2 separate regions of the Homo sapiens genome follow, and region 1 is linked to region 2. The links are chromatin loops, found by intact Hi-C in ENCODE. Cell type or tissue: CD4-positive, alpha-beta T cell. All regions are shown on one strand. Each heading gives the region's core, and the rest is flanking DNA. Links, peaks and the distances in the headings are about the cores only.

Evidence for each region. Peaks named below come from ENCODE experiments on the same cell type or tissue, not always from the same donor. Only the 100,000 strongest peaks of a DNase experiment are listed, where the experiment ranks them.
Region 1: it touches region 2 in a loop (2.0-fold over the local background); 4 of 110 quality-filtered maps call a loop at or near these places.

The regions. Positions count from the first base shown.
Region 1 is chr2:181,267,977-181,283,972 of GRCh38, forward strand. All of the region lies in intron 3 of LINC01934 (long intergenic non-protein coding RNA 1934), which reads left to right. Among named protein-coding and RNA genes, the nearest start is that of MIR4437, 30 kb to the right of the region's middle. In CD4-positive, alpha-beta T cell, for the core only: no CTCF peak of the experiment used is centred there; DNase peaks (open chromatin) are centred at 7,765 and 7,985; H3K27ac peaks cover 1,828 bases.
Region 2 is chr2:181,215,797-181,231,792 of GRCh38, forward strand. LINC01934 (long intergenic non-protein coding RNA 1934) reads left to right here. Exons shown (of 5, transcript NR_130784.1): 2 at 10,675-10,739. Among named protein-coding and RNA genes, the nearest start is that of MIR4437, 82 kb to the right of the region's middle. In CD4-positive, alpha-beta T cell, for the core only: no CTCF peak of the experiment used is centred there; a DNase peak (open chromatin) is centred at 9,255; H3K27ac peaks cover 2,172 bases.

The sequences.
Region 1 (15,996 bases), core at 3,111-11,110, 51 kb after region 2:
CAAAATGCAAATAGAAAAATTCTGTTTTCTACTCTTCTCAAGCTTATTTTTTTCTAGTGGCAAATGTATAATATTAAAGCTAATATAATATTAGAAATTCAAATATTTTAATATTTTAGTGAGGAAACTAAAGCTCAAAAAACTGACAACATTTTCCAAGTCAGATCAGTTGGCAGCAACACACAATAATCATGGTTCAGGGCTCCTGGTTCCTATCCCCCGTTCTTTTCATCATATTATGTGGTCACTCTTTAGTTAAAGAAATGTGTTATAAAAGAGAATACTCAAAATATGGCATTGATGAGATGACTCTGTGAAGTTCTTACTATTAATTTACTCAACCACTAACTTAACCATCAACCATTCAGTGAGCACTGGGCATTCACAGGTGGCTCCTGACCACATAGCCCCTGACCTTAAGCAGCTCAAAGGAGCAGACTAATATAGACTAGTAGACTAATATAGAAAAATGTTGTAAGATGCATAGTAATTGTACACCTTGGAAATCCACCAGGGAAAGAATGTGAATCTTCTGATCCATAATATGATTTGTGCCCCTACATATTCCTTGGGGATATGTAGGAGGGCTGGTTCTGGCTCCATCTGCCACCACAGAAATAATCTCTCTATCGTATCTCACTGTCCTTCCCACCACACACACAGTCTATTTTTACTCTCATTCTTACTGTAATTCACCACACACACACTCTATTCTTACTCTAATTCTTACTGTAATTCACCACACACACACAGTCTATTCTTACTCTAATTCAGCACACACACACTCTATTGTTACTCTAAGTGAAGAGTATTAGAAATAACTTTACTTCTCAATCCTCCACTACACACACACACACACACACACACACACGCACAGAGACAGAGAGAGAGAGAGATTTATTAAATTGGATCACGCAATTCTGGAGTCTGAAGACTGATAACCAGGAGGGCCAATAGAGTACGTTCCAGTCCAAGTCCAACAAGTCCAAAGGCAGGAGAAGACCTGTGTCTCAACTCAAAGACCATCATGCAGAGAGAGTGGATTCTCTCTTTCTCAGTCTTTTGGTCTATTAATGCCTTCAAGATATTGGATGAGACCTACATTGGAAGAAAATATGCTTTACTCTGTCTATTAATTCAAATAGTAATCTCACCCAGAAACATTCTCATAGACACACTTAAATAATACTTAAATAACTGGGTACCTGTGGCTCGGTCAAATTTACACGTGAAATTAACCATTACATCCATCTTTCTTCTCTTCTTCTTGACCTCTTTCTTCATTGCTACCTTAGATTAGGGCTCTCCAGAAGCAGACTCTCAGATGAGAATTTGTGGAAAAGTAGGTTACTAAGAAATATTCCCAGGGAAAAAAAGAAAAGGAACAGACAGTGGGACTGGGAAGGAGAGAAGGCCAAGCCAGGGTGGATTAAGCCAAGTTCTAGTGAGATGAAGAAGCTCTGGAGGCATGCAGGCCATACCTCAGAGATCACCCTGGCAGGTGCTGGGTAAATGGGATATTTACACCCACACAAGTCCCATTAATGGTAAGGATGTAAGTTTTCAGCTACTCGCTGTTCTCTGTTCACAACAATCATAGGCTCTGGCAGCCAGAGAGTAGCCCTCTGAGGAGGTATCACAGGTATGGCTTTTGAAAATGGAAGCACCATATCCAGGCAGATCAAAAGAGATCTGAGAGAATTGGGAGGAACACAGGCAGCATGTGCTGCAGTCGTCATCCTCTTAGTAATAGCCACAATAATCTCAATGTCATCAAAGACTCTGCACGAGACCCTGGACTCCATATTTTCCATATATGATATTAGCAGTCAATCATCACATCAGATTTATTATAATTAATACAATCTCCATTCTACAGAGGTGAGGAATGGGGCTCAAAGGAAGATAAGTGACCACAGGAACAGCCAGTGCTGATACAGTCTTTCCCACCCCCAGATGCTGCCAATTCCTTGTCCCATGTCACTGCCCAAAATTATCTGCTGAAAATACCATGTACTTGCCATGTGTATTAGTCTGTTCTCATGCTGCTAATAAAGACATACCTGAGACTGGGTAATTTATAAAGGGAAGAAGTTTAATGGACTCATAGTTCCACATGGCTGGGAAGGCCTCACAATCATAGCAGAAGAGGAAGGGAGAGCAAAGAAACGTCTTACATGGTGGCAGCCAACAGGGCTTATGCAGGAGAAGTCCCCTTAATAAAATCATCAAATCTCATGAGACTTATTCACTATCATGAGAACAGTACAGGAAAAACCCACCCACCCATGATTCAATTACTTCCCACCGGCTCCCTTCCATGACAAGAGGGAATTATTGCAATTCAAGGTGAGATTTGGGTGGAGACACAGAGCTAAACCATATCATCATGTAAGATAATTGGATAGAATGCCAACATGTCCATATGTGGTAGAGAAAATGTTTCATTACTTATAGTTGTGCTCACATATATTTTGTTAAGTGCCTAGGACATAACCCTGCATTCATTCAGAACCCTCCTGATATTGATGAAAAGTAATGCAGGTCTAAGCTGGCAAACAAAAACATCTGCAATTGCTCTAAAAGTTTATTTTTTAAAGCTACTTAAAAGATGCAATAGTTGGCTGTCATGGAACTTTTTACACCCAATTTTACACTCTGGGTTTCAGAAATTTGCTGAATATAAAACAAGTCTTTAGACTACCGAGTGTAGTGCTATTTTTTTAGTAGCAAGAAACAGTATTTCCAGATTTAGCCATTCACTACTAAGTGTAAAGAACAAGTGGTGGAAAATTCTGTGTGTAAGCTATAAGTGCTAAGAATGTCCCACGGTGGGGAGTCATATAGCTTCACCTCCTAAAGGCTCTCAAAGAGACAGCTGCATGTTTTTTAAACAAAATAAATGGATTTGTATACTCCACTACTCCAGAGTTAGCAATTACTTTGAGTTCTTCATTAAAAATGCATATAAGTGAAGACATAATTAGGAAGATTTAGAAATCTTTGTGTTTTCTGTAGTTATTTAATGTTTTGCAAAAGGAATACTGTCAAAAAAATTTACCGTTTCTCAATGTTAATTTTGAAAGTGGCTTAGTAAGGGATAGTTGAACCAAACCACGGCATTGTTTTAGGGTGGATATCAGGTTGTTTTTCTTGGTGAGTGATTTCCTCGCCTATCATAAATTAGTATTTTCAGCTTCTGAGATTTCTCAAAGAATTGAACAACAGAATATTTATTTAAAGTGATATCTTTCAAATTAGAGCTTTCTAATTATGTGGGGGAAACCAGAAATTTGATAAATGTGCACAATTGTACAATACTGAATATTTTTAAAAGATAGTCAGAATTCTTTCTTATTAATTTTCACCTTGCATTTTAACACATTTGGCTTCTTTTATTGTGGTGTCTAGCATTATCTTCCATAGAGAAATGCACTTCCAGGAATGCTTCAGCCTGTGTGGGTACATTTAAAGTTACCTGATAATGATGATGAGATGAATTCATGCAGTAATTAGAAGAAAGATAGCTTGAGGCACCTAAATTATGTGGCTCCAACTGGCCTTCTTTTGGAAAACAGCTAAAAAAGGTTATCATCTTCATTTTGTGAATGTTTTTCATTTAAAAGGAAAACAATGCTCATAAAAGTTTTAATATTATAGACTAGAAGAAGAGCGAACTATTTAAATACAAGTTCCTTTAATTTTCAGGTATATTTATTTTGGTTTCCTTCTGGACGCTGGTGAATGATGGTTATTGTTTTCACACAATGGTATCATATGTATGTGACTTCTGACCCTGGAGACAAACCCTCCCCACACACACACACACTAACAAGGGACCCACACAGTTTTTTTCTCCAATCCCAAGGAATCTCTCCTACCCCTCTTAGTCTTCTCAGAGCCATCTACCTCTTTCCTCCCCTCCCCATCACCCAGCAGAATCTTTAGGGAGAGAAGGAAAGGGTTTCAAGTATCTCTAAGCAAGGAATTTAGAAATCTGCTTAGGCTGGGCACAGTGGCTCACACCTGTAATCCCAGCACTTTGGGAGGCCGAGGCAGGTGGATCACCTGAGGTCAGTAATTCAAGACCAACCTGGCAACACAGTGAAACCCCGTCTCTACTAAAAATACAAAAATTAGCCAGACATGGTGATGTGTGCCTGTAATCCCAACTACTTGGGAGTCTGAGGCAGGAGAATCACTAGAACCCAGGAGATGGAGGTTACAGTGAGCCAAGATCGCACCATTGCACTCTAGGCTGGGCAACAAGAGCGAAACTCTGTCTCAGAAAAACAAAAAAGAAAAGAAAAGAAATCTGCTTAGCAGCTGAAAATCTGAGGGCAGAAGAAAGGAAAAATACAGTCATGTGCTGCATATCAATGTTTCGGTCAACAACGAACTGCATATACAATGGCAGTCCCCTAAGATTATAATGGAGCTGAAACATTTCTATCACTAGGGACATGGTAGCCTCATAGTACAACACATTACTCAAGTGTTTGTGGTGATGCTAGTGTAAACAAACTTATTGCCATACCAGTAGTATAAAAGTCTAGCACATTTAATTATGCATAGTATATAATACTTAATAATGATAATAAAATGTTAGGTTGTTGGCTTATGCATTTATTATGCTTTTTATCATTATTAGCATGTACTGCTTTTATTTATTTAAAAATAGTTAACTGTAAAACAGCCTCAGGCAGGTCCTTCAGGAGGCATTCCAGAAGAAGAAGGCATTGTTATCATAGGAGATGACAGCTCCATGCATGTTATTGCTCCTGAAGACCTTCCAGGGGGACAAGAGGTGGAGGTGGAAGATAGTGATATTGATGATCCTGACCCCATGTAGGCCTAGGCTAACGTGTTTGTTTTTGTCTTCATTTTAAATGAAAAGTTTAAAAGTATAAAGATGAAATTTTAAAAATTGAAAGAAGCTTATAGAAAAGATATAAATAAAATATTTTTGTATACCTATACAATGTGTTTTGTTTTAAGTTATGTTATTACAAAAGAGTCAAAAGGTTTTAAAAATTACAGTTTATTTAAAACTTAGGGTAAGCTGAGGTTCATTTATTAGTGAAGAAAGTTTTTAAAAATAATGTAGTGTAGCCTAAGTGCACAGTGTTTATTAGGTCTACAGTAGTGTACAGTAATATCCTAGGCTTTTACATTCACTCATCACTCACTCTCTCACTCACCCAAAACAACTTCTAGTCCTGCAGGCTGCATTCAGGGGTAAGTGTCCTATGCAGGCATACCATTTTTAAATCTTTCATATCATATTTTCACTGTACCTCTTCAATATTTAGCTATATTTAGATACATAAATACTTACCATTGTGTTAAAATTGCCTACATTATTCAATACAGTAACATGCTGGACAAGTTTGCAGCCAAAGGAGCAATAGGCTATACTGCATAGTCTAGGTGTATATAGGCCATATCATCTAGGTTTGTCTAAGAATACTCTATGATATTTGCACAATGATGAAGTCACCTAACAATGCATTTCTCAGAACATATCCCCATGGCTGCCTGACTGTATGTGAAAAAAAAAATGATTCAGTAAAATTTTTTAGAATATACTGTTCTCTTTTGTCCCCACCTATGATATTTTACTATGAAGTTTTCATCTTCTAATGCAGCATATCAGTAACAGCCTCTCAACCCATTTTCCCTCTTTCTTACCTTTTTGGGAGTCACAGGCTTCGGCTGGATGGAGTTCAGGGAGACAGAGCTCTGGCCAACCCCCAAAGCAGAACCTATGCAGGAGGGTATGGTGTCCACATTGCCTCATCCGAGGCAAAACTACAGCTATGTCAGGAGGGCATGGTAACACCTCAGTAATACGTTATATCTTCCTCACCACCTTGCTAAAGAGAAGCCAGTTTTAGACACAGTGATATGTAAGTGCTTCTTTTTTATAATTTGGTGAGGATCACCTTACTAAAGTGAGGATTTACTCACTTTGGCAATGTAACACGTTTATTAATTTTTTAAGCACAGAAAACTAATTTAAAAAATTTTCTTACCTTTAAGAATACAGATCAAGGTTTCAAAAACATTTTCAGTTGGAAATCTTTGGGTAGGAAAACTGCAGTAATGAGCAAAAGGGATAAAAAGGTAAAACATGTGCAAAACAGATGTTGCACCTAATTTCATGCCAGAACAAATTAAAAATCAGAATCTTGCTTTGTGATTTAGACGATGGACAATCTATACAGATGTGTGTAGGCTGAAAAAAATTCTCCTTGTGAAACTGGACATTTTTAAATTATGAGAACCTACTTTCTAAAAGCAACTGGGATCAATTACTAAAACAGAAATCTCTTCTTTTGTTTGGAGATTGTCAACAGTATCCAAACCTTGACATTAGATCAGCACCACATGGAATGAAAATAATTTTGAGGTTCATGCATCAAATGTAAAAACATGATTTAAAAATTTGAGAACATTTTCATAAAGAGTAAGATCCATATAATATGTGGTAATTTAAAATGTATTAAAACACACGAATTGGGCATCAATTAAGTTAGAAAGAACTGTGTTAGAACACCAGGCAGGTGGTCAAAATGGTAATGAAAAGAAATAAAAACACAGACAGTATGGAAGAGGCAGCCTGTAAACACCAAAACGGTGTCAGAGTCACAGAGTCACTGCCTGGTAGAGATGCTTGCAGGTTTTTTTTTTAATGTAATTTAAGTATTTCCACCCCCACGAGGAGATTTTAATGTAGTTATGATACATTTGAATTAATATCTTAGAGATTTCAAGTATCTTCTTCATAACGATCATCATTAGTCAAGAATAGAAGTTTTTAGATTTGAGGTCTATTTGCTTTCCAGAGGATCTGTAGATGGCTACAGAGGGTCTCTGACTCCTTTACAATTGTATGAAATCATCTATATATATATATATATATATATATATATATATATATATATATATATATATAGAGAGAGAGAGAGAGAGAGAGAGAGAGAGAGAGAGAGAGAGTACATAACTTTCATACATTCTTATGAGGATTCCATGACTTCTCAAACATTAAGAAACTATTGGAAAAAGCAGAGCTCTACTAACAGGAGACATGTCGATTTATCTTACATAAAAATGACCCGTACAACCCAGGAAAGCTTTGCAAACAGCCAAAATGTAAAACAAATTAAATGTTGTGTTTATCCCTTCAGAATAGTGCAGCACAACAACTCCAGTCATACAGTTTTTATTTACATGAATATTTTAGAAATCCAGCTATTTGTCATTAGACACTCTCTCTTTATAATTTGAAAAATTTCAAGAGCCATGGGAACTAACCATAGGTTATATTATGTTGTATATTACTGGCAAGTACTCAATAAAGAGCTGGCAAGAGACAGTAAATGAAAAATAAATATGTGGCTCAATCTGGTCAAGGGAAAATAACACAGATAACAAGGAGGGATTAGGTCAAGCCCATATTGTGGGTTGTAAAGCACCTGATTTCATGTAATTCAACTTATCAATATTCATGAGCACTTATGGTATGCAAAACACTGTGTTTCTGGTGCGAAAAAAAAACTAAACTTGAAACTTAGTAATGTTATAATTTTTCTTGTTTTAACCCAAGAATAATTTGTCAAATCAATGAGGAAGTTATGATTTGGGCTTTGTTGGTTTTTCACCAATAAGAGGATGATAGCAAGCAAGAACCACAGTGTGGTGGATATACATGATGTTGAGTTAACTAAGCTGGAAGGGTATTTCCCTCTATTCTTTGCCTGCGTACTTCTGGGTTAATGTAAGGTGCAAGAGACACAGTGCATAAGATGTGCACTAACCCTAACCCTAACCCTAACCCTAACCCTAACCCTAACCCTAACCCTAACCCTAACCCTAACCCGGGTTAATGTGAGGTGCAAGAGACACAGTGCATAAGATGTGGTAGGTGGAAGTGAAGTAGAAAGCATATTCTTTTATGCTGGGAAGGTCACTTGAGGGCACTGCTCTGTTTGCAGCCCTCTAGTGTTGCTGTTTGTCTGAGGGCTCACCTTATTGGTGCTGAGCAGTGGCGGGCCTGCAGCTCCTCCAGCTCCTGGCAAGGCCTGCAGCTTCTGATTCCCAAGTAAGGTGCATGTTGAGCTCTGTGATAATAAGCTCCAGCTTTTTCCACACTAGTTTATTAAAATTTATAATGCAGAAGGCATTTTTAAGTAGTTTGCTGCTTGTCTGAGCTTAGGGAGTAATCAGAAATAACACAAACTCTTATGAATCAGTTGCAGTTTCCATCACAGAACAGTCACAGCATTGGAGAAGTTGGAGGTCATGAGAAGCTGGCCTCAGAACCAGTTTATCCTTGTCTTCCCCTCTCCATTGAGGTCCATCTTTCCTTACCGCTGCCTACCCATTTTTTTTTTCTATGTCACTCATAATGGTTCTTTTCTAATTGATGTCATATACCAATGTATACCCAAATAACCTGACAGATATACATAGAAAAAGGATTTTAAATTAGGGGATCAATTGTTGATGTCAGAAGCAATATTTTTGCACTTTTTCAAACTCAATGCAACCTAAATCGTTCCCATGCTGGTGTATTAAAATTTGTAATGCAAAAAAGCATTTTTAAGTAGTTTTGTACTCTCAGGGGCATAATAAATTATCAGAAATAACAAAAACTCTTATAAATCAATTGTAGTTTCCATCACTTTACATAATATATTCTTTCTAATAACAACTAGTAGAGCAAAAACGTACTTTCTGCAGAAAAAGTAGAGAAAGGGAAAATCCAGGATCTCACTGAACTCATTCTTTGGCTTCTTTTTATTTCTGGAATTTGACTAGAAAGAATATTGATCTTTTACAGTGAAAAAAAAAAAAAAAAGAAAAGAAAAAGAAAAAGAAAAAAAATCACATCACATTTTAAATGTATTTGGTGCCAAGCTATCATTTATGGAAATAGATAACTGTTTCATAGTTAGTGGAAGCCGCTTACCTACTTTTGCAAATAGTAGTAGTAGTTACTAGATACCACATTGGCCCAGTAAAAGAGAGTTTAGGGAAAGAATCCTGGACTGATTTGAGAGTCATTAGGTCTTATAGAAAGATATCTTACAAGAAAAAATCATCAACTCAAATTAGATTGAATTAAAGAGGAGAATTTATTGGGATGCATAATTTTTAAAATACAACCCAAGAGTAGAGATATAGCTCTTTATCTTTCTTTTTCTGTCTGAATCCCCACCCTCATCTTTGTCTCTCTCGCTCCTCTCTCTCTTACTCTCCCTGTCTCCTATCCACCCCTTTCTCCCTTTTTACCCCTCTCCTTCTCTGTTTCCCTCCCTTCCTCTATCTTTCTCTTGATAGTTCAGGGTGCATGTGGCACCCACTCCTAGCTTACATAGCCTTCCAGCTTGAGTGCCACTGACCAACTAGCTAGTGTCTCTTCACCCAATTACTAGAAATATTCATTGTTATAATTCAGCCAATGGATTGACTATGCAAGGGGAGAGTTTCCACTTACAGTCGGATCAGCTATGGGCAGGGAGCAAAGTACAAAAATGGCTACTAAAGACAGTGAGTGACCCTTCTCGAAGGAGAAGTGGGATGGGCAGACACCCTGAGATATTTTCCACTTTACAATATTTGACTCTTCACCTAGTGGAAAGCAGCTGGATTCAATTGCTTTTTTTTTTTTTTTTTTTTGAGACGCTGTCTTTCTCTGTCGCCCAGGCTGGAGTGCAGTGGCGCGATCTCGGCTCACTGCAAGCTCCGCCTCCCGGGTTCACGCCATTCTCCTGCCTCAGCCTCCCGAGTAGCTGGGACTACAGGTGCCCGCCACCACGCCCGGCTAATTTTTTTGTATTTTTAGTAGAGACCGGGTTTCACAGTGTTAGCCCGGATGGTCTTGATCTCCTGACCTTGCGATACGCCTGCCTCGGCCTCCCAAAGTGCTGGGATTACAGGCATGAGCCACCGCACCCGGCCTCAATTGCTATTCTTAAGCAAGAAGCAAGTAACTCTTGGTGCTTCAGTTCCATCACGTTAATTTATGTAGAAAACCTATTTCTACTCTGGAGCCTATTTTTGAAAGCATGTAGTCTTTTAATGATAAGTACTATATAAATATTAGTTATGGCCATTATAAGTCTTTTAATTTTTTTTTTGTCTTTAAGGTCCAATTATTTTTTAAAAAGTATTTGTTCTAGCCAGGCGCGGTGGCTCACACCTATAATCCTTGCACTTTAGGTGGCTGAGGAGGGCAGATTGCTTGGGCTCAGAAGTTGAAGACTAGCCTGGGCAACCTGGCAAAACCCCATCTCCACAGAAAAATGCAAAACTTAGCCAGGCATGGTGGCACAAGCCCGTAGTCCCAGCTACCTGGGGGGTTGAGGCAGGAGGTCGCTTGAACCTGGGAGGTTGAGGCTGGAGTGAGCCTAGATGGAACCTCTGCATTTCAGCCTGGGGGACAAAGTGAGATCTCAAAAAAATGTATATATATGTATTTGTTCTAGATAACTGTTTGGTCTCCTTATCAGTCTGAAATAAGGGGTTCAGACTCCCATTCTCAAGGTATGATCGCGATAAAAATGTGACAATAATTTTGAGAGATCTTATGGTGTATGTCATCCCCCGGAGGTTGTGCTCTTCTTTCTGAATAAGAGGAAAATGTTATGTTCCCTGAATGTTTATGCAAATAAAAGATTTATTTTAACATTGAACCATAAACAAAATAAATAAGACATTTCTGATATATGAAAAATATCACAGTGGGAGTGAGAAATTATGTACAAAAAGCAAAATGAAATTGCAGAATGCTGTAAGTAGAAGGGGCTTTGGGGAGCATTTAGAGATTAAATGATCCAATCCAACCCTTTTAATTTCCAGGTTAAGAAATTGAAGGTTAGGGGAGATTAGGCAGCTTTCTAAAAATTAGTTTACATTTGAGCTAGGCCTCGGTCTTGTAATTCCAAATACAAGCCAAATAGCAAAATCTTGCCTTAAAAAGTAAATCGGGGAAATTAAAATCTTTCTCTATGTTCTCTTTCCTAGTTAGAAATTATTGTTCACCCAACAATTCATCAATATGACATCACTTAAGGATGTAAGAGAGAGAAAATAGTTGAATCTTCTTTGTCTGTATGATTAAATTATTTTATTCATAGTAACTTTGTTTCTACCATAAAGTGCTGCATAGTATATGCTTTTTAATAAAATTAATTGAAACTTGTATTGTTAAGGATGCTCATAACATTTATTAAATAATTAATGATACCCTTGACTTTTACCAAACCAGAATTGGAGATTCAAGAGTGAAGAGAATGGTACAAGCCTTAGTTTCCATCACATTTGGCACTGAATATCAAGGGCAGAGATCACATATAATTTATTGTACATGTATAAAATATTGGGGAGGCCAGCAAGAACAGAAGAAAAGCAAAGAGAGATTTAAAGATTTCAGAAAGAAAGAATCATAATTCACTGTTTAAAACTTCCATGGGCCTGAAATATCGTTCTATGATGAGCCTTGTCAAAGGGTAACATGAAAAAGTTTTAAGGTTCAGAGTGAACGATACATAAACTTATAAGAGAAAATAGTTGCATCCATATGACAGGGAGAAAAGGCAGGAGTTATTTTAACATGGAATCATATGCAATTGTTTGTATATTGCCGTTTTTTCCCCCTTGAGACATTCTGGCTGCCTTACCCTTGGTCAAGTCTCTTGACTCATTTGTAAAGTTAAATTTCATCCAGGGAAAGCCTTTCATGTCTCTTTATATCACATTCTACTTTCATTTGGTTTATTTAATGATTTATTAAATACATTAAGCATAGCACAATTTCCTATGAGAGTTGAAACATATGACTAAAATTATTTTAAAATTATGTTTATGTTGTGATTTATAAAATTGCAAATTGTCAAAGACATAAGGGATAACGGTAAAATAGCACACAGTTGCTTGAAGCCTACACATTACTCCAAGACCTCGCTTGAAAGCTGGTAATTCCCTTGAAATAGCCCATAGGGGAAGCATATGCAAGGCAACTGACAGCATGTGGTTTGAATAGATGTGCCTATATAGTGAAGGACCAGACTCGGAGAAGGTATTAATGAAGAATATGAATACAGGAGCAATTTCTTAACTTGGTACAGAGACTGACCCCATTTTTATCCAATTTTTATAATCTGTATTATTTAAGGGAGAAAAAATTTTACTCAGGGCTGAACACTCAATACTTTAAGTGTGCTCTAATGGATGTATCATGTAGAGAGCAAGGCAATTGCTTACCTCTTTTATTATTTGGTGGATTTATAAAGTGGCAAAAAATGGATTAGTAGCCATAGCAGCTTGTATTGATAGTGAACAAGTCACTTAACCTTTCTGTGTATCAATGTCTTAAAACAATTCAATCATTAATTCTACATACTGATTGTCAACTATATGCAAAGCATTTTGCGAATTCCTAGGATGAAGGAGTGGGAGTGAGTGATAGGAGATGAGGCTGGATGAGTAGTAGATACCAGATTTAAAATGGCCTTGTGTGACATAATAAGCAGTCAGGATTTATCCTTTATAGTCTTTTGGGTGTTATTAAAGGATTCTAAACAACGGAGTGGCAAAATTGGCACTGACTCTTAGAAATAACACCCTGGTGGTAATGTGAGGCATAGATCAAAAGAGGATAAACTTGGCCCGGTTAGGACAACGGTAATTAATCAGACCAGAAATTATGGTTGCCTGAACAAAAGCCATGTCAGTGGTGATGAGGAGAAAAGGACGGGTTTGAGAAATTGTTAGGAAGTTTGCTTGTAATTGATTAGATTTGGAGGCCAAGAAAGAAGCCTGCTTTGATAGTGATCTATATAATAATATTGATTTCTGACTTGTAAAATAAAGCATATACAGAACCTTGCATAACTTCAATTTGCTTTTATAACAATAAAAGTAATTGTTAAAGATTATTAACTTTGTCTATCAAGTGATGCATGTAAATGAATAAAGTACATTTTTGGATTGTGTATGTAATACAGACAAGCTTAAACACTGTTTTTTGTTGTTTCACTTTTGCTAATAAATAAGTTGAGAAAGCTGGTCTAATTTGACAGTCTTTATATTTAAAGGATAGCTTTCACTTCCCTATGGGAATGAGAAACAGCACTTATAGAAAATTCCATACAAAGCTTTGAGGTCTAACATGCCACGATTTGATAGACTAGGGCATCTGAATATTTAGTTCCTGACTCCAGAGAGCAAATGTTAGAAGATAGAATTGATGAATATTTGACTTAAACTAATTCCTTGAATATCTAGCCATGTATTTTATACCATCTATAACTGTGGTTTCTCAGCACTTAGAAATATGAGCGCTGAATAAAAATGTAGAAAACCACCTGTCTACATGGCAGTCTTCCAAGAATCTACAATCTAAATTATGCTTACCACTAGCAGGAAATGTAGGCAGCCACCTTCTACTTGTCATTCTCAGATCCATTTTTCAAAGGAAGACTATTGCAAGGAAACTACCTTTATGTTAAGACTGATATAATAGAGTACACTTCTTGTACATGGGGGCTTAGAATTAGGTGCTAGGATTTGAGGGAAATCAAGTGAGGCAGACACACAAAACATAACTTCTAACATATCTTTCAGGCATTTGATTTTGGAATCTAATGCAGTATGAGTTTGCTAGTGACCAAGGAAGCCAATAGTGAAGCAGAGTAGTATTAAGTTTCAGTCTCTAAGTTAAGTAACACAAGAATAGTTTCTTTATGTTTAATTGATAAGTTTTTGGTTGTTTTTGTTAAGTTAAAAACTTTTTGATAATTTTCTGCCTTATAACTGTGTATAAGCCCCTGAATTGTTATGGTGTGCGGTACAAAGATAGAAGGAATGGCCTCTGTATTAGGCTGTTCTTGCATTGCTATAAAGAAATACCTGAGACTGGCAATTTATAAGAAAAGAGGTTTAATTGGTTCATGGTTCTGCAGACTGTACAGGAAGCATACCACCAGCATCTGTTTGGCTTCTGGGGAGGCCTCAGAGAAATTTTACTCATGGTAGAAGGTAAAGTGGGAACAGATATGTCACATAATGAAAGCAGGAGCAAGAGTTGGGTGGAGCAGTGCCATATTTTATAACAACTAGATCTCATGAGAACTCACTCACTATCATGAGGACAGAATCAAGCCATGAAGGATCTGCCCCCATGACCCAAACCCATCCCACCAGGCCCCACCTCCAGCACTGGGTATTACATCTTAACATGAAATTTGGATGGGACATCCAAACTATTAGATTGGTGCAAAAGTATTTTGCTTAACCTAATATATCAGCCTGTAATCAACAGAGTGAGTATTAAGCTCTATTTGTGAGATACAAATATCACTAAAAATGGAAAATAAAGATTGACACATAACAATGGTTCATGATTTCAAATCAGTATACTGTTAAAATTTCTATTAGATAATTTTTTTACTAATTTCTGTTAGAGAAATTAGTAAATTGTATGTTTGTTATTTATAACATTCCACAGTGGTTAAATATATAAGATTAAATTCGGACCTAAGACCTAGCTTCAAAACTTGAGTCTGACATTTACTAGTGGTGACACTGTGAATCAGTTATTTAACCTCTTGAACTTTAATGACTTCATTTTTAATGGAGAAATAGTCCTAGCAATTGAGCTCAAAGTAATTCTCATTAATAGTTGCTGGATATTATTAGTACTGACAGTAGTAGAAGTAGGAAATCCTTTTTTTGTCCCACAAAATAATTGAGGTGAATTATTTTTAAAACTTAAAAAAAATGATAGTAGAAAATAATCAGGATATTTTTCTTAGTATATAAGAGTTAAAAAAAGAAAAGACTAGAGTCAATATGTGTGAATTTATGTATATCTGTGTGAGTCAATATGAGAGAGAGGTATCTTTGTATATTTGAGCTTTCAAATTTAAGCTTCAAATTTGGCTTTAAGATTCATGGCAGCCAATTTAAAAGAAGAATATATTCAGTCATATCATTTCTCAGTATCTATATGGGAAAAGTATGCCAATTATTCAGATAAAGCAACATTTTTCTTAACAATAATTTCTTAATGGGATTTCTTACAAGAGGATTTACAGAGAGCATATTACAATAAATACACATTATGGTTTCAACACTCGATTGCTGAAGCAAAAATATTAATGTATTGTTTTCTGTTTGATCTTTTGGAAAAGCCCATCTTACCACCAGTGGACAATTCAGTGATGCAAACTCCATGAAGGATAAAGTTCATGCAGTTCAACTATGTAGGTTTTTGTTAGTCCAGTTCTTTGATCCAAGGAAGAATTTAGAGCAACTTGAAAGATGGTTGGAATATGCAATTATGTTATTTAACACAACAGTTTAATTGGCTTTCTGATGACAGCTGGTGGAAGAAACTGTGAGCCCATCATCTGAGGTGAGGGTAGATTCATGCACTTTAGGAGCAAAGGAGCAACTGGGATGATTGGGATCCTAAGGGGACCAACAAAAATCCTCACTGGACTACTCAATATAAAATACTTCTAATAATCATGGATAAGAAGAATTATTTACATAGGGGAGGACTAGCCTTTTAAAAAGTTTCAAAATAGCAAAATATTGTTTTCTGAATTTGTTTCTAATATAAAGTCTGTTTTATTAAATTGAATGTGTACATGGCTTCAGAATCTCAATATGAGACAACAGGGATACTTCATTAAAAAAAAACTGTTTCTGTACCAGTACCATGCTGTTTTGGTGAAATTGATTCTGTGTAAAGTGATTTTGGTAGTCTGATAGTAATATGTTAAATTTGTAGATTGCATGGAGAGGGGGTCATGGCCATTTTATTGATACTGTCTCTTTTCATCCATGAGCATGAAATGTTTTTCCATTTGCTTGCTTTATCTCTGACTTCTTTCAGCAGTATTTTAAAGTTCTCCTTGCAGTGATTATTAACTTCTTTGGTTAGATGTATTCCTAGGTATCTTTGTATGTGTATGTGCGGCT
Region 2 (15,996 bases), core at 4,765-12,764:
TGATCTTAGCAAATTTCTGGTGTACAATGCAATATTATTAACTATGGTCATCATACCATACATTAGATCTTTTGGATATGTACATATTCATTGAGCTCTTACTGTGTGCTAGGCACTGCACTAAAGTGTATTTTATGTATAAACTCATGTTTTAGATATTAACTCATATACATATATAATACGTAGTATACGTACTTACATGGACCATATACTTTTCTTTTTTTGAGACAGAGTCTCACTCTGTCACCCAGGCTGGAGTGCCGTGGTGCAACCTCAGCTCACTGCAACCTCTGCCTCCCGGGTTCAAGCAATTCTGCCTCAGCTTCCCAAGTAGCTGGGATTACAGGCCCGTGCCACCACATCTGGCTAATGTTTTTGTATTTTTTTTAGTAGAGCTGGTGTTTCACCATATTGGTCATGCTGGTCTCGAACTCCTGACCTCAAATGATCGACCCACCTCAGCCTCCCAAAGTGCTGGTATAACAGGCATGAGCCACCATGCCTGGCTTGGCCCTATACTTTATAACACATAAATAATTTAATATATATGAAACCTCTCTACAACAAGATCACAAGTTTCTTGAGAGCAGAGGTTATGTTTTAGACATCTTTAGTATTTTCCCCCATGTACCTGGTAAAATGCTATTCACAAAGTCTTAGTAAAAGACTTACTGAATACAGGTTAAGATGTTCTTTTGTGACTTCACATTTTATAGTGCACTAGAGTGCAAATAGTCCCAAAGGGCTACTAGAACTATAAATTACCCAAATCAATGACAAACAGCAATAATCTGAGAAATACAGCTTCCCTTTTATTTGTTAAACTCTTGTAGATTTGCTAGATTCGGTCCATTAACAGATTAAATGCCTGGTACTAGGCTGGGGTGGAGATCAGTAAACTTTTACACATTTATTATCTAACTGAAGAACCCAGAATAGAAATATATGAACCAAAGAACAATTAAACCCTACACCATATGGTACCATTTAGAACATGAGTTTAGAGAAAAAAGATCTTAGAAGAGGGAGCAAAATAACAGAACAGTTAGGGACATAGGCCTTTGAGTCAGACAGATGGGGCTTGAATATGGTTTCTGCTACATTTTAGCTGTGTTACTTGAGACAATTTACTTCTCTGATCTTTTCATATCTTTAAAATGGGATCCTACCACTCTTAATGGAATTGTGGCAATTAAATATGGTCATATACATTAAGCACCGAAAACATTGCCTTATACAAGGTAAACAACCATTGGATTTGTCAAAAGGCTTCAAAGGGAAGTGATACTTTAGGTGGACTTTAGAGGATGGGACTTTAGGTGAAAGAGGAAAAGATCAAGACCACTTTAGGTTTAGGAAGAACATAAACAAGAGAAGACAGAAATGACGATGGCACATAGGAGCAAAAATGAGGAAATCTGTTTGTTAGAGCTAAGTAGAAGGAGAGAGTTGGCAGCAGTGGGAAATTAAATTTTTTTCTGGAAAATGGGTTCAGATAATTGGAAGCATTGATTACACGTCAGAGATATTTCAACTGAAAAGGACCCATAGAACGGAGGATCCTCAGTTGCTCTGATCTCTGTATAGAGCACTCTCAGATGTTTAGATGACATATTATTGTGACTGAAGTATCCCTTAATATTAGCCTTTACTGCCAGCATTTGACACGTTGTCTTGAATATTAAGGGCAATAAATACATCGTTTTCAATATAAATTAATGAATCTGCATGCTGACAGTCCTCTGCTTCGCTTTCTGTTGCACAGGTCTGATGTGTGTATATGTATATGCATAGCTATCCCTCTATGAAAGAGGAAGACTATGTGTTTAATAACGATGACGAATAAGTCCTTAGGAATTATGACTAAAGTTTTGTAGAAGTATAATATACAGTAGATCCTATATAGTCTATGTATTTGTTCACTTTTGTCTTCCATTGTGGTGCTAAATTCTTTGATATCACTTGTATTCTCTCAAAGAAGTATTCCAAAATGTCTGGTTTTAATAATAAAATTAATTTTAATGTATATAGAATATCTATATTAAACCCATTTTCCAAGTTTGAAAATGAGAAAATGTATATCTTTTGACAATTTAAATCTCAGTTTATTGAACTTACTCTAAAGTTTAGTCAGAAAATTGACCTACCCAATGACACAATATGATGCATTGTCATAAAATAAAATAGGACATTTTTCAAAATATCAAATTTAATTTTAAGTAAAATTAATTTATTACATACCTTCTAGAGAGTTTGGTTTTCCCATGCCCAAAGAGTTGGGAATAACCCATATTTATTGAATTTGGCTATTGCACTCTAAAAAAAGTCTTTGAAAAAACAAATTGTTATGCTCTGTCCTTTAGAAATAGCTATTTGAGGAGTTCATAGAATTTTCCCAGATGTCTGAATTGAAGCTGTCTGATTCTTATGTAGATTTTCTCCAACATACAATATCTGGTTTTCAGAGTTGTGGCTCACAGGAAAATGGCTGCCTAACAGAGACAGAAGTATAATTACGATATCATTAGAAATATTTAAATATAAATAACTTTCTATATTTGTCCTTGTCACTTGTTTGGGTTTTGACAGGAGGAGCCAGTTTTGATGGGATTCCTGTGGCCCCATAGATTTTTATCCTGTTATCCAATTTTCCGCTGCACTGCTCTCCTTCTGTCAAACTGACTGCCAGCCAGCCTTACGTTCTCCCGAGAGGAGGAGCAAAGCTTTGTATTATAGTGGGCAGAAGAAGAACAAAAAACTGATTTTTCCCCTCCAAGTGCTATATTCTCTCTTTCTAATGGAAAATTCCATTGTCTGAGGGTTTGAGAGAATAGCAGGGTAGGAAAAAAGGAAGACTTCACATTTTCATTCAATAGAGCAAGATAATGTTGCAAAGCAGACTGAAATCCAAAGCTGAGCAGCATACAGATCAGCAGACAGTTTTCCAGGATGCTCAGAGTCACAGGAGTTGCTGAGATGCTGCCAAAGCTGGTTTGTGCTGAGTATTCCCTAACATTTCAAATATTGGCTTGCTGTCATATAAAATGAAAGGATACATACCAATCATGGTGTAAGGAAAATGAACATTTTTCTTTCATGTGAAGATGTCACAGTGGAAGCTATTTTACTTGAGAGTTTCCCATTGAGATTTGCTAATAGTGCAGGGCTTGGTGCAGAGATCAGACAGGTGACAAAAATGAGTGGGTTAGATGGGTCATTAAACAATTGGGAAGAATAAGAAATGGGGTGGGGTGGCCAGCTTAGGCGCCATCTAAATACCAAATACCAAATTGCAAAATACCAGAGCAAACCAAAACATAGTCTTAGAATACCAAATTGGAAAGTTCTTCAAAATATCATATTGCATAACCCAAACCAAACAAAACATACTCTTCAGGCCACACGTATCTTTCAACTGAATATGGCCCATGGCCTTCTGGATGCAATATCTGCATTAGAGAAAGGGTAGTCTTACCCTGCAGAGGAGCCAATGCTATATGAGGTAACTGAAAGGGCAGTTTCATATAGCCATGATTACTTGTTGGTGAGATGAAGACCTTATTGTGCACCAGGAACTTTATTTTGTTCTTTATTTATATCACTTAAGCCTGATAGTAGTCCTTGAAAAATTGATTCATTACATGCATACAAGGCATAAAATTTAGCATACATTTTTCTCATTTATATTATAACTAAAACTATGTGAGTTGCTATCAGAATCTTGAGAATATATCATGATGTGGGTCAGATTTTTGTACTCATAAGTACAAATATTTATGCAAAATTTAAAATGTTGAACTGTGTAAGAAATTCTGCTGTCAGATGTTAAAATTTTAGTTCCATTTTGAGTTTAGCAAAATGCCTTTCTGCTTAAGATACTATTTTCTCATAAGGGCATGAGTACTTATAATATTGGAAATACAGCGGGGCATGGTGGTATACATCTGTAGTCCCAGCTACTGAGGAGACTGAGGCAAAAAACTGAGGCTTGAGCCCAGGAGATCAAGGCTGCAGTGAGCTATGATAGCATCATTGCACTCCAGCCTGGGCAACAGAGTGAGACCCTGTCTAGAAAAGAAAGGAAAATTCTGGGAATGTAGAAGAAATTCATTCCTCCAAGTTTTCTTAGTGGTCAGTGCTGGAAACTGGAGTTTATGCAACCTTATAAATTAGGGATTTTTGTTTTTACCCTTAGTTTCATGGAAAATTTTAAAAAATTAATCTACCTTCTGACATTAAAAGGGGATTTTGATTCCTTTAAAGTTCTAGGCTTTGGGGAGTTGCTTAATAAATGTTATGTGAATGTTTGTGTCACTTTAATATTTTAAGTCATTGCATCCTGTTCATAAATGCATATACTATATTCTTGATGGTATTTTGAAAACTTTTTAGCCCATTCAATCAAATTACATTTTAAAATATATAATAATTTAGAAAATTTGGAAGTCCAGTGTACATGAACTGATGTTTTGCAAATGGTTAAACACCCAAAACACTATGTAATTTGCTTTTTAAAAATTATATATATTTACAGCATACAATGTGATGCTTTGATACAGGCATACCTTGTGAAATGATTAAATCAAGCCAGTTAACCTATCCTTCACCTCACTTACCATTTTTTGGTGATGAGATAATTTAACATCTCTCTCTCTCTCTTTTTTTTTTTTTTTGTTTGATTTTATTTTTCAAGACGGAGTCTCTCTCTGTCTCCCAGGCTGGAGTGCAGTGGCGCCACCTTGGCTCACTGCAACCTCCACCTCCTGGGTTCCAGTGATTCTCCTGCCTCAGCTTCTGGAGTAGCTGAGACTACAGGCACATGCCAACATGCCTGGCTAATTTTTGTACTTTTAGTTTAGATGGGGTTTCATCATGTTGGCCAGGCTGGTCTCCAACTCCTGACCTTAGGTGATCCGCCTGTCTTGGCCTCCCAAAGTACTGGGATTACAGGTGTGAGCCACCGTGCCCAGCCAGATCTACTCTTTTAGCAACTTTCAGGTATACAATATATTATTAAGTATAGACATCATGCTGTACATTAGATCTCCAGAATTTATCGATCCTATCTAACTGAAACTTTATACCCTTTGGCCAACATCCCCACCTCCAATTACCATTCTCGCCCTTGCTTCTATGAGTTTGACTTTTTTAGAATCCACATATAAGTGAGATTATATAGTATTTGTCTTTCTGTGCCTGGCTTATTTCACCTAGCGTATTGTCCTCCAGGTTCCTCCATGTTGTCATTAATGACAGGATTTTTGTCTTTCTTAAGGCTGTGTAGTATGACACTGAATATATATACCACATTTTCTTTATCCACTCATCAGTTTAACTAACACTTAGGTGTATTCTCTATCTTGGCTATTATGAGTAATGCTGCAATGAACATGGGAGTGCATGTATGTCTTTGACATGTTGATTTCAATTCCTTTAGATATATACCCAGACATGGGATTGCTGGATCATATGGTAGTTCTATTTTTAGTTTTTTGAGGAACCTCCATACTGTTTTCCATAACAGCTGTGCTAATTTACATTCCCACCAACAGTATATGAGGATTCTCTTTACTGTGTCATCACCAGTGTCTATTGTGTTGTGTGTCTTTTTGATCATAGCCATTCTAACAGGTGTGAGGTGATATCTCATTGTGGCTTTGTTTTTCTTTGCAAAAAAGAAATTAGTGATATTGAGCATTTTTCTCATGTATCTGTTGGCCATTTGTATGTGTTTTTGTGAGAAATGTTTATTCAAGTCTTTCGTCTATTTTTTAATTGGATTGTTTTCTTGCTATCAAGTTGAGTTCCTTATATATTTTAGACATTAACCCTTTCTCAGATACATGGCTTGCAAATATTTTCTCCCATTATGTAGGTTGGTCTCTTCCCTCTGTTGATTTTTTCCTTTGCTGTGCAAAGCTTTGTAGTGTGATACAATCTTATTTGTCTATTTTTGCCTTTATTGCTTGCACTTTGGGGTTATATCCAAAATAATTATTGCCCAGTCCAATATCCTGAAACTTTCTCCCTGTTTTCCTCATTTTAGAGTTTCACATCTTAGGGTTAAGTCTTTAATCTATTTTGATTTTTATATATGATATGAGATAAGAGTCTACTTTTATTCTTCTGCATATGGAGATCCAGTTTTCCCAGCACCATTTCTTGAAAAGACTGCCATTTCCCCATTGTGTATTCTTCGTATTCTTGTTGGAGATTCTTTGGCTATGTTGGTATAAGTTTATTTCTCGGCCCTCTATTCTGTTCCATTGGTTTATGTGTCTGTTTTTATGACAGTACCATGCTATTTTCACTACTATAGTTTTGTAATATTTTGAAATCAGGTAGTGTAAGGCTTCCAACTTCATTCTTTTGCTCAAGATTTTTTGTCTATTTGAGGTCCTTTGTGACTTCATATGAATTCTAGGATTGATTTTTCTATTTCTGTAAAAAATGCAATTGGAATTTTGTTAGAGATTGCATTGAATCTGTAGATCGCTTTGGCTCCTCTGGACATTTTAGCCTTATTAATTCTTCTAATCCATGAACACGGGCTCTCTTTCCAATTATTTATGCCTCTTCCATTTCTTTCATCAGTGCTTTATAGTTTTTAGCGTAGGGATCTTTCACCACTGTGGTTAAATTTATTCCTAAGCATTTTTTAATGCTATTTTAAATGTGATTGCTTTCTTGATTTTTTTAGATAGTTTTTGTTCCTGACTTGTTTTTGGCTCACATTAGTAGATATAGTTAATCATGTACCATCTTTTCCCCTCCATTTTAAAGGACATGTATAAAAGACAGATTAAGAAGAATGCATGATTGGTCAGTAGCAGCATTTTATTATCCACACTAGCTTTTAACAAAGCTAAAATCAGGTAGTCAATATATTTGTAGTAGAACTGGCTAAAAATCCAACTATTTTTTAAAAGTGTATTTTTGTTGCTGTCATATCTATATGTTAACTTTACCTCATGAAAATGAAAAAAAAACTATCTTAGTATAAAATGAAATAAATGTACTTATATTCTACTCTCTTCTATGAAGTATTCTGCTCATTGACCATCTATAACTTATCAAAAAATTCTGACATTAACAGGATAAATAAGATAGATTGAATTGCCTGGATATCTACCTAAGATTGTACTAAAAACTTGTGGACATATATACAGAGAAAAAGAAGCTACAAATTTTGACTCATATTCTCTGCCTGTCTGAAAGAGTAGAAGGACCATATACCAATATTTTCTGACTTTAATCACAGGGGCAAACATACCCTGAGTTTTACAATTTTTTAATGAACCAAGGTTGTAATAAAAGAACTCAACTGCACAGTTTCAGGAAACTGTTGAGGTGGATTTTCCTGCTCTTTACTTAAATAAATTTAAAACCAGAAATAAAAAATCATGAAAAACTACTTCCATGTGTATATTTTAATAGAGTTGAGGCCATGGAAGATCTCCCTTAAGATTTGCTGGCTTCCTGTTTGTGTCTTGCTTGTATCATTACACACTTAACCTGCCCCATTTTTCAATTTATTGCTTCCAATAGCATTTTAAAGGTGTCTTTTTTGCTGGCCCATATGGAGGATGTTGATTCTGTTGTTCCAATAACAGTATGAAATATAGTTTGTGGTTGCTTTTTGGGCTAAAAGAAACTCATTACAATTTCCTGTTCCTTTGTGTGTCGCCAAAAATGTTATTGTTACTCAGGTCTGGAGATGTCTTTAGAATCTGTGCTACTTTTTAGACTTTTACATCAGCACATTTTTGTAAATGCAGCAAAATTTGTCCCAACAATTGAACTCCAAAGGATCAGCGATCTTCATCATTACCAAAGACAAGTAGGAAAACAATCAAACTTTTTAGGGGAAGCAATTCTTACAAATTTCTAAGGAGAGTCCATTTGTGCAGTTCTTTTTATGTACTACGCAACATAAAGGGCTAGAACTCTTCACTCTTCTACAAGTTAAGATTGTAAAAGAATCAATCACAAATCGAAAAGGAAAAGAAAATGGAAAATATTTAACAAAAGATTATAGTTCTCTAAAGCTTTGCTACTCAAAATGTGGTCTGTTTCACATCAGCTGGATGTCCAAAATCAGAACCTTAGGCCTTACTTCAGACTTATTAAATAAAAATCTGCATCTTAACGATCTCAGGTGATTTGTGTGCACAGCCAAGTCTCAGAAGCACATAGTTTCTATTCAGTCAACAGAGTAATTCCAAACTTATCACCAGATGATCTTCTTATAAAGCCTTGAAGTTTACATAGGCAAACTGCTTTGTAAGTACAGCCAGAATAATTTTTGTTTTAATCTGCAACACAAGTAAATTAACCTTAGTAATATGGTCAATTTAGTTTTTAATTGCTATTGAAAGTTTAAAGATAGTTAAGCTTAGAAAAGAATGTACAAAAGTTAAACGTCAAAGGTTACATTTAGAAAACCAAAATACCTACAAACATGCTGTAAAATGTCCATGTGTGTTTAAGTGCATTAATCTTCAAATTCATGCTTTTCTTTTATTACTTGAGTTGCTGACGGGATAGTTACTTTTGACTTATATGAGTATAAAAATGCCACTGGGGAAGGAAACATGTTTTTCTGTTCTCAAAATTCAAACTGGCTGAATGAATTAAGCTCAAACTTATGAAAATAATTCACCTTCAGGCTGAGCCTTTCTTATTAAAGTGGCAACCGGAGTTGAGAGTGACTTGAGTGGCATTTGTGAACACCTACAATGATAGGTTTTAAAAAGGGATATTTTCTCCCTTTAGCATTCACAGTTGATCATTATTTTTGAAAACTGATTATTGTTATTTGTTCTATTATTTTCATGCCTATTGATCTGATGGTAGAGAGATGTTTGTTTTCTTGAATGTTTTCATTTTTCATTTTTTTCCTCCTTTCCTCTGTTCTTTACTTTCTTTCTCTTTTTCTCCCTCTCTGTCTTTCTCTCATTTAATTATTGATTGCCCCTTGTGTGCATGGCTTTTTTTCAGACTACAGAAAGATTTAAAAGAAACAGAAAACATAACTCTTGTCTTCAAAAATATCACAAATTCCTAATATTTTCCTGAGTTAATATTCCCTCTCAACATGCTCTACCAAACTGTTTCTCTTGTGGTCATTATATATTCAGGGCTAATTCTGTTTTTAACTTTGTTTTCTTTGTTTCTCCTTCCTCACCATCCTTGTTTTGTTATAAGTAGATCAACAGTTACTATGGAAACATATCACTGTTTTGGGTGTGGTGAGTACCACAATTTATATATGATTCTTAAAATATGAGTACATGAAACTAAGATCGCACGTTACCCTTTTGATATTCATGCTTTGTTTCTAGATATGCTTAGCCTTGACTAAGATGTCTGTCATTCTATAAAACAGCTTTTACTCAGTTCAACACATTTGAAATTCTATTTCAGACATACCGAAAATATTATGTTAATCACAAACATGTTTGTATTAAGCAAAAATTCTATTATTTAATATCTTGCATAATTAACAAGATATAGTAGAAGGATATACTGATATGGTCCTAAAATAAATGAGTTGTATCCAATTCTATAACAAATTTGCTAATCCCATAAATCCTGAAAAAGAAATCAAAGCAAATGAATGTAAATATTAAAAATATACTTTAAAGTCTATATTTTCAGACCTGTGGAATCTTGCCTATGGAAAGGAAGGGGAAGTTTTATTTTCCTTCATTTCATGCCACAGAATGAACAGTGTTGGTAGGAAAAATTCTTTCTCTACCAATTTAGGCTTGAGTGATGGGACCTGTGAATTAATTGACAATAGACCCAGTAGTTAAATAAATCCCTAAATAGAAGGATTTATATATCAGTTTAACAAAGTGGGTGGGGAAATTTAGAGTTGCAATAGCTGTGGAAGGTTCTATTGGACATTTTCATCCTAATGACAATAGGCAGTCTCCTTCTTGCCTAAAAGCTCCCCCATACGGGGGGTTAATGGCAGCTGTGTTTTCCAGGAGGCTCTACTTTTGCCAGAGAAGTAAAGTTTAGATAAAATTTATTTCTCCCATCAACAACTTTTCCAAATTTTCTCACTGAACTTTTGTTTAAAAATCTATGTTTTGCATTTATAATACAAACTGATTATCCCTAATCTGAAAATCCAAAATCTAAAATGCTCCAAATCCCAAAACTTTTTGAGTGCTGATGTCATGCCACAAGTAGAAAATTTCACACCTGATCTCCTTTGATGAACTGCAGTTGAAGTTCAGCCAAAACTCTGTTTCATGAACAAAATTATTAGAAATATTTTATAAGACTACCTTCAGACTACATGTATAAGACGTATAGAAAACGTAAATTAATTTTTTGTTTAACCTTGGTTCCCATCCCCCAAGATATCTCATTATATATATGCAAATATTCCAAAATTTGAAAATATTCAAAATCCCGCATTGATCCCAAGCATTTCAGAAAAGAGATACTCAACCTGTATACATCAATCCTCATTACAGTTGACCCTTGAATAGCATGGGCTTGAACTGCACAGGTCCATTTATACATGGATTTTTTTTTCAATAAAAGATACACCAAGTATAACTACCTTTCCTGCCTCCTTTTCCACCTTCTCACCTCTCTGCCTTTGCCACCATTGAGACAGCAAGACCAACCCCTTCTCTTCCTCTTCCTCCTCAGCCTACTCAACGTGAAGATGATGAGAATGAAGACCTTTATGATGATCTGCTTCCACTTAAAGAATAGTAGGTACATTTTCTCTTCCATACAATTTTCTTAATTTTTTTTCTCTAGCACACTTTATTATCAGAATATAGTGCATAATAGAGCATATAATTTATGTGTTAATCAACTTTTTATGTTATTTGTAAGGCTCCTGGTCAACAGTAGGCTATTAGTAGTTAAGTTTTGGGGGAGTCAAAAGTTATACATGGATTTTTTGCTGCACAGGGAGGGATCAGTGCCGCTTACCCCAGCATTGTTCAAGGGTCAACTGTATATTCAAATAAACTTAGGAAATGTGTGTTGGTATATACTTCATAATTATATCTCTGCCTCAATAAAAGAATTGGAATTTATTCTCTGTACTCTACTATCAAATATTAGAATTGATTAGAGTGGTAATGGGATTCAGGACATGTTACCCAAAATATGGCACCTTGGCATTTGAGAAAACAGCAGAAGCAGGAAGGCCACTCTCACCTTCTCACCCTTCTCACCTTCTTCTCACCCTTCTCACCTGAAGCATATAATAAAACCTAAGAAGATCACTCTTTGGCTTTCTCCTACCCTTCTTTTTTGAAGCAGGTCATGAGACCTTCATTTGAAAGGTGCCCTTCCTAAACCCAGAGGAAAGGAACATCTTTATCTTTGAAGGCACAGGGGCACAGAGAAGAATCAGAACGAGAAGGGCTTGCTAAACTCCCCCCAGTTTATTATTATTAGATCACACCCACTTTATCCAATCATACTTCTCCATATCTATCCATCTCTCCATCAGATCTAAGCATAAAAATACACTAGGTTACCTGTTTTTTTGAATCTTTGTTTCCTTATAAAGGCTACTGTGTCACATAAAGCTTACATTAAATAAATGAGTACGCTTTTCTCTTATTAATCTGTCTTTTTTTATTGGTGCCTCAGCCATGAATCTAGCAATGAGTAAGGAATGAAATATTCTCCTTCCCTATGGCTAGCATAGCACCTTTGTTAAAATTATAGCATGACAATACATCATACAACCAAAAGTGATACCAATGCGCCACATTTTCCTTTTATAAAGTATGCTTTAAAAAGCAAAGTTTAAGGAATGAACACAAATGGAGACACAGGCAATGGTAGAAGCATTTGGCTCCAGCCTATTCACTATGAGGTCCGCTAGATTTCTGAACTGCTCTATGCTGCTCAGTTTTCCTCTTGGGTTTTAGATTTCTGTTCTCTTTTCATGATCTCTTATTGTTTACATGACTATCTTTCTTTTGTACACTAGCTTCTTAAGGGAAAAGAGTGAACACAACTCAACTCTCCCCACCATATGTAGTGTCTGGTACATTGTAAGTGGACGACATGTTGGGTGAAATATGTGAGGGACCAAATTCTTATTTGTCCTGCAAGAAATAACCAATGATGGAAAAATTTAGGCATAGGTATATACCTTGGATTCTGAAATTAGGAAATGATTATATTCTCTGATTATGCCTGTGACCTGGGGTGTGGACAGAAGATATTTCTCCCTCTTATGAGTTCTTTTCTCACACATTTATAGAAATTAAGCCAGGAGAAGCAGCTACACAATGCAGCTACCCACTTTATTGACAGAGATCCAGGGATACTAGGGAAGCTGTGGCTATTGTAACATGCTTTTCCTGCCCCCCCAGCTAGCTTCTACATGGAATAACCACTGCTACTACATACATTATGCATGCAACATACATAAATTACTATTGCAACCACAATTACTAACTAATATGAGCATTCACCATTTATAAATACCAAGCCTTGTGCCTGGCACCTTACATAAAGTGTCTTATTTATTTTTTCCATCGCCCTAAAAAAGAAATAAGTTATCCCCATTTTACACTTGAGAAGACCAAAGCTAAGAGGGGCTAAACCCAGCTCAGTTAAAAAGCATTCCAAGGCTGGGTGCGGTGGCTCATGCCTGTAATCCCAGCACTTTGGCAAGCTGAGACAAGAGGATCCCTTGGGCTCAGGAGTTTCAGATCAGTGTGGGCAACATAATGAGACCTCATCTCTACAAAAAATTTTAAAAATTAGCCTGCATGGTGGCACACACACCTGTAGTCCCAGCTACTCATGTGGCTGAGGTGGGAGGATTGCTAAACTCAGCAGATGAAGGCTGCGGTGAGCCATGATCATGCCACTGTATTCCAGTCTAGGCAACAGAGTGAGGCCCTGTCTCAAAAAATAAAAATTAAAATAAAATTTAAAAAAGCATTCCAAGGCAGTTGCCCTGAATCATGCACCCAGTTGATGGGAGTGACCTCTCCTGTGGATGATTCTACAGTCAACAGAGTGCTAATACAGTTGAGGGCATAGAGTAGGAACTCAACATGTTTTGATTGGCAGTTTTATGTTAGCTCTGGGAGAATGCATGGCTAGGGATCTATAAAACAGTGAAGAATGGCCCTCAAATGTAAGTTTTATTATTATTATTTAATCTTTAACTAGCTTTTTAAAGTCAAGTCATTCGGAGAGTGAGTTAGCTATAATTTTATCTTTTTACCTTGAGATCAGCCCTCACTCTAATAACTTTTAATTATTAGAGTTGTGCAAGTTTTGGGGAGAATTTAAACAATCTAAGTAAAATCAAAGTAACACATGAATGTAGCTATAAATATATCTCTATATATTTTTTCCTGATGAATTCAACCACCCTGAGAAAAGTGTTACATGATTCAAATATGGTATATAAAAATGGTGATTCCAATGACTATTCTTTACTGAAAGTATTAAGTCTTAATCTGTTAGCATGGCTTTCCTACTCTTCTTTTACAAGATAGATTTGAGTTTGTAAATTTTAGTCTTTGCAACATTATCTACTCCAGGCACAGAGGAAGTGAGAAACTCCAAAACGTGTTCCACTGTTATATGAGCCAAAGGCTGGTCAGTGCCTTGTGGTGACAAGAGCAGCTAAAGCGGCTGTCACCCTCCCTTGTGAATCAGCCTCAGGAGATGAGGCAGCATGAATGGAGAGCTCTGGACTCCTTGTTGGGGTCAGGTCCCAAGCACGAATATCATCCCTAATTCCTAGGAGATTCTCACCTGGTGCTGCAGAAAGCCCCTTTGCAGCTTCTGTCCTTGAATAGAAGCACCTACATCCAAAACAAGATTTTGGTGACATTTTCTTTGAACAAAAGTATCAAGCAACATGCAATTATTCATTAAAACATACACATTTGAGTAACCCATTTTATCTAGGAGTTGCTTAATTGTAGACTTCTAGATTAATTTTAATGTAAATGAGTTGACAGTAGAGTAAAAAGTATGCTAAAACTAGTTCAGAATTAAAAACTGAAAGAAAATTGGAATAATTTATAAGTAATTTGTAAAATTTTTACATTTAAGAGAAACAGATCATGTCAGTTTCAAATATGTGTATTTGTTTATTTGCTCAAAGTTTATGACTTGGTCAATATCCATATCCATGATTTGTGACTAGTTTTTAAAAATATGCATAATTAAAATAATGAGTGATTTTTGTAAAGTTACAGCCAAATATTTTTATTCTCTTCTCCCTTTTTGATATCTATCACTGATTCTTTATCATGTTTGCTAGATTAGCTATTACCTGTGTAACTTGCTTATTTATATTATGCATAAGTTATCTAATTCTCTAGAATCCTATATCTATGAATTTTCTGAGTTAATACCCAAGTAATACCTCAAAAATACCCATGTAGTTTTCATTGATAAGAAATAAAGACCATGTTTTTATATCTGAAACTGTTATCAAACACAGGGTGGCATGCCATCTTATCATTGTTCCTGGTGAGGTGGATCTAGAAAGAGGGAGAGGGAAAGTCTTCTGCTTCCTCTCACCTCTTCCTTTAACATGCATTCCCTCTACAAGCCTGGCCACAGTGCCAAAAACTTCTTTGTCCCCAGATATGAGCCATATGCCTTTTAATTCCCTATGATTGCTTTGTTGTCTGGAGTCTAGAAAGTTTTCTTGGGTTCCAAGTTTCCCTTTCCTTAAAAATGAGAATTTTCTTGAAATGGCTTAATTACCATGACCTCCTTAATAAAACAAAGTTGACAGTAATGGAGAGTAAAATGGTACTAAGAACAGGCATGATGTTAAAGGAGGCTACCTGAGGGTGGAAAAGTGACTGAGAATAGAGACTGATTCTGATAATTCTATATCATGTGTCAGTCAATGCTTTCTATTTAGAATATTGATACCATACATAGCATAGGGTTTGATTGTTGTTGAAGCATATTGAGGATAATCTCTTTATATTTGAAAACTGTCTTGGAAGTAATTTTGTAGAAATATTCTGATATGGAACTGATGTCATAGGTACATACATCAGACTGCCTAGAATAATAATATGGAATCAGCAACTAGGAACACTATAGACCCAGGAGGATAAGGTAGTTTATATAGGCTTCCATTTGGGGGATATATCATGAGCATGTTGTCAAAACCAGATGTGGTTCTGAATTACCTGATCAATTCAGTCTGAAGAAGAGTTAAGTAGGTACCTGCCTCTTACTACCTTCACACCCCAAGCCTCTACCCCAATTTGGGGGAACTCTATGTCTTGAGACTACCATAAAAATTATTATTTGGTATGTTTACATGTAAAGATTCTTGAGACTCAAAAATTCCTAAACTAGCAATAAAATAATTTTTATTCTTTGTCAAAAACTTTGAAGTATTGTTACAGCTCTGGTTCCTCAGACCTTTGGATGAAGAAGGTTTAAAAGGAATGAATATCTGGAATAGTAGGGTTGAAAGCAAGATAGGATGGAGAAAGATCTCACACTGTGAAGCAGACCTGGCAAAGCCTTGGCCAACCCAGTAGGTGTCTCTAGAGAGAATATTGCTGATGAGTCAGGATGGCTGGGCTTTTGTGCAGGCTGCCTCAGACAGGGTGAGACTGCAAACAAGGTGGCTCCCTGCACTAAAGCAGATCCCAAAGGAGTCCCATGTTAGAGGCTGCCTCCTGACAGCTCTCCCTGCAGCTGCACGGGGGGTGAGGGCAGCACATCTCCAGGTCTACCACACATCTTTTCATTTTCTTGATGACTTAGTCACCTACCTGATAGGTTTCCACATAGATGAATATTAACTTTTTGGGTTTCTTTATCATTTTATTATGTTTCCTTATTTCCCCAAAGTGTTAGTGCTTATAACTTCTACCACATAAGTCTTACATTAAGATTGGGGGCTTAGTTCCAATTATCTGACTCTACGTCTTTGACCAGCTGTTTAGCCCAGGGTACATGTATTAACCTCCCTAAACTTCAGCCTCCTCA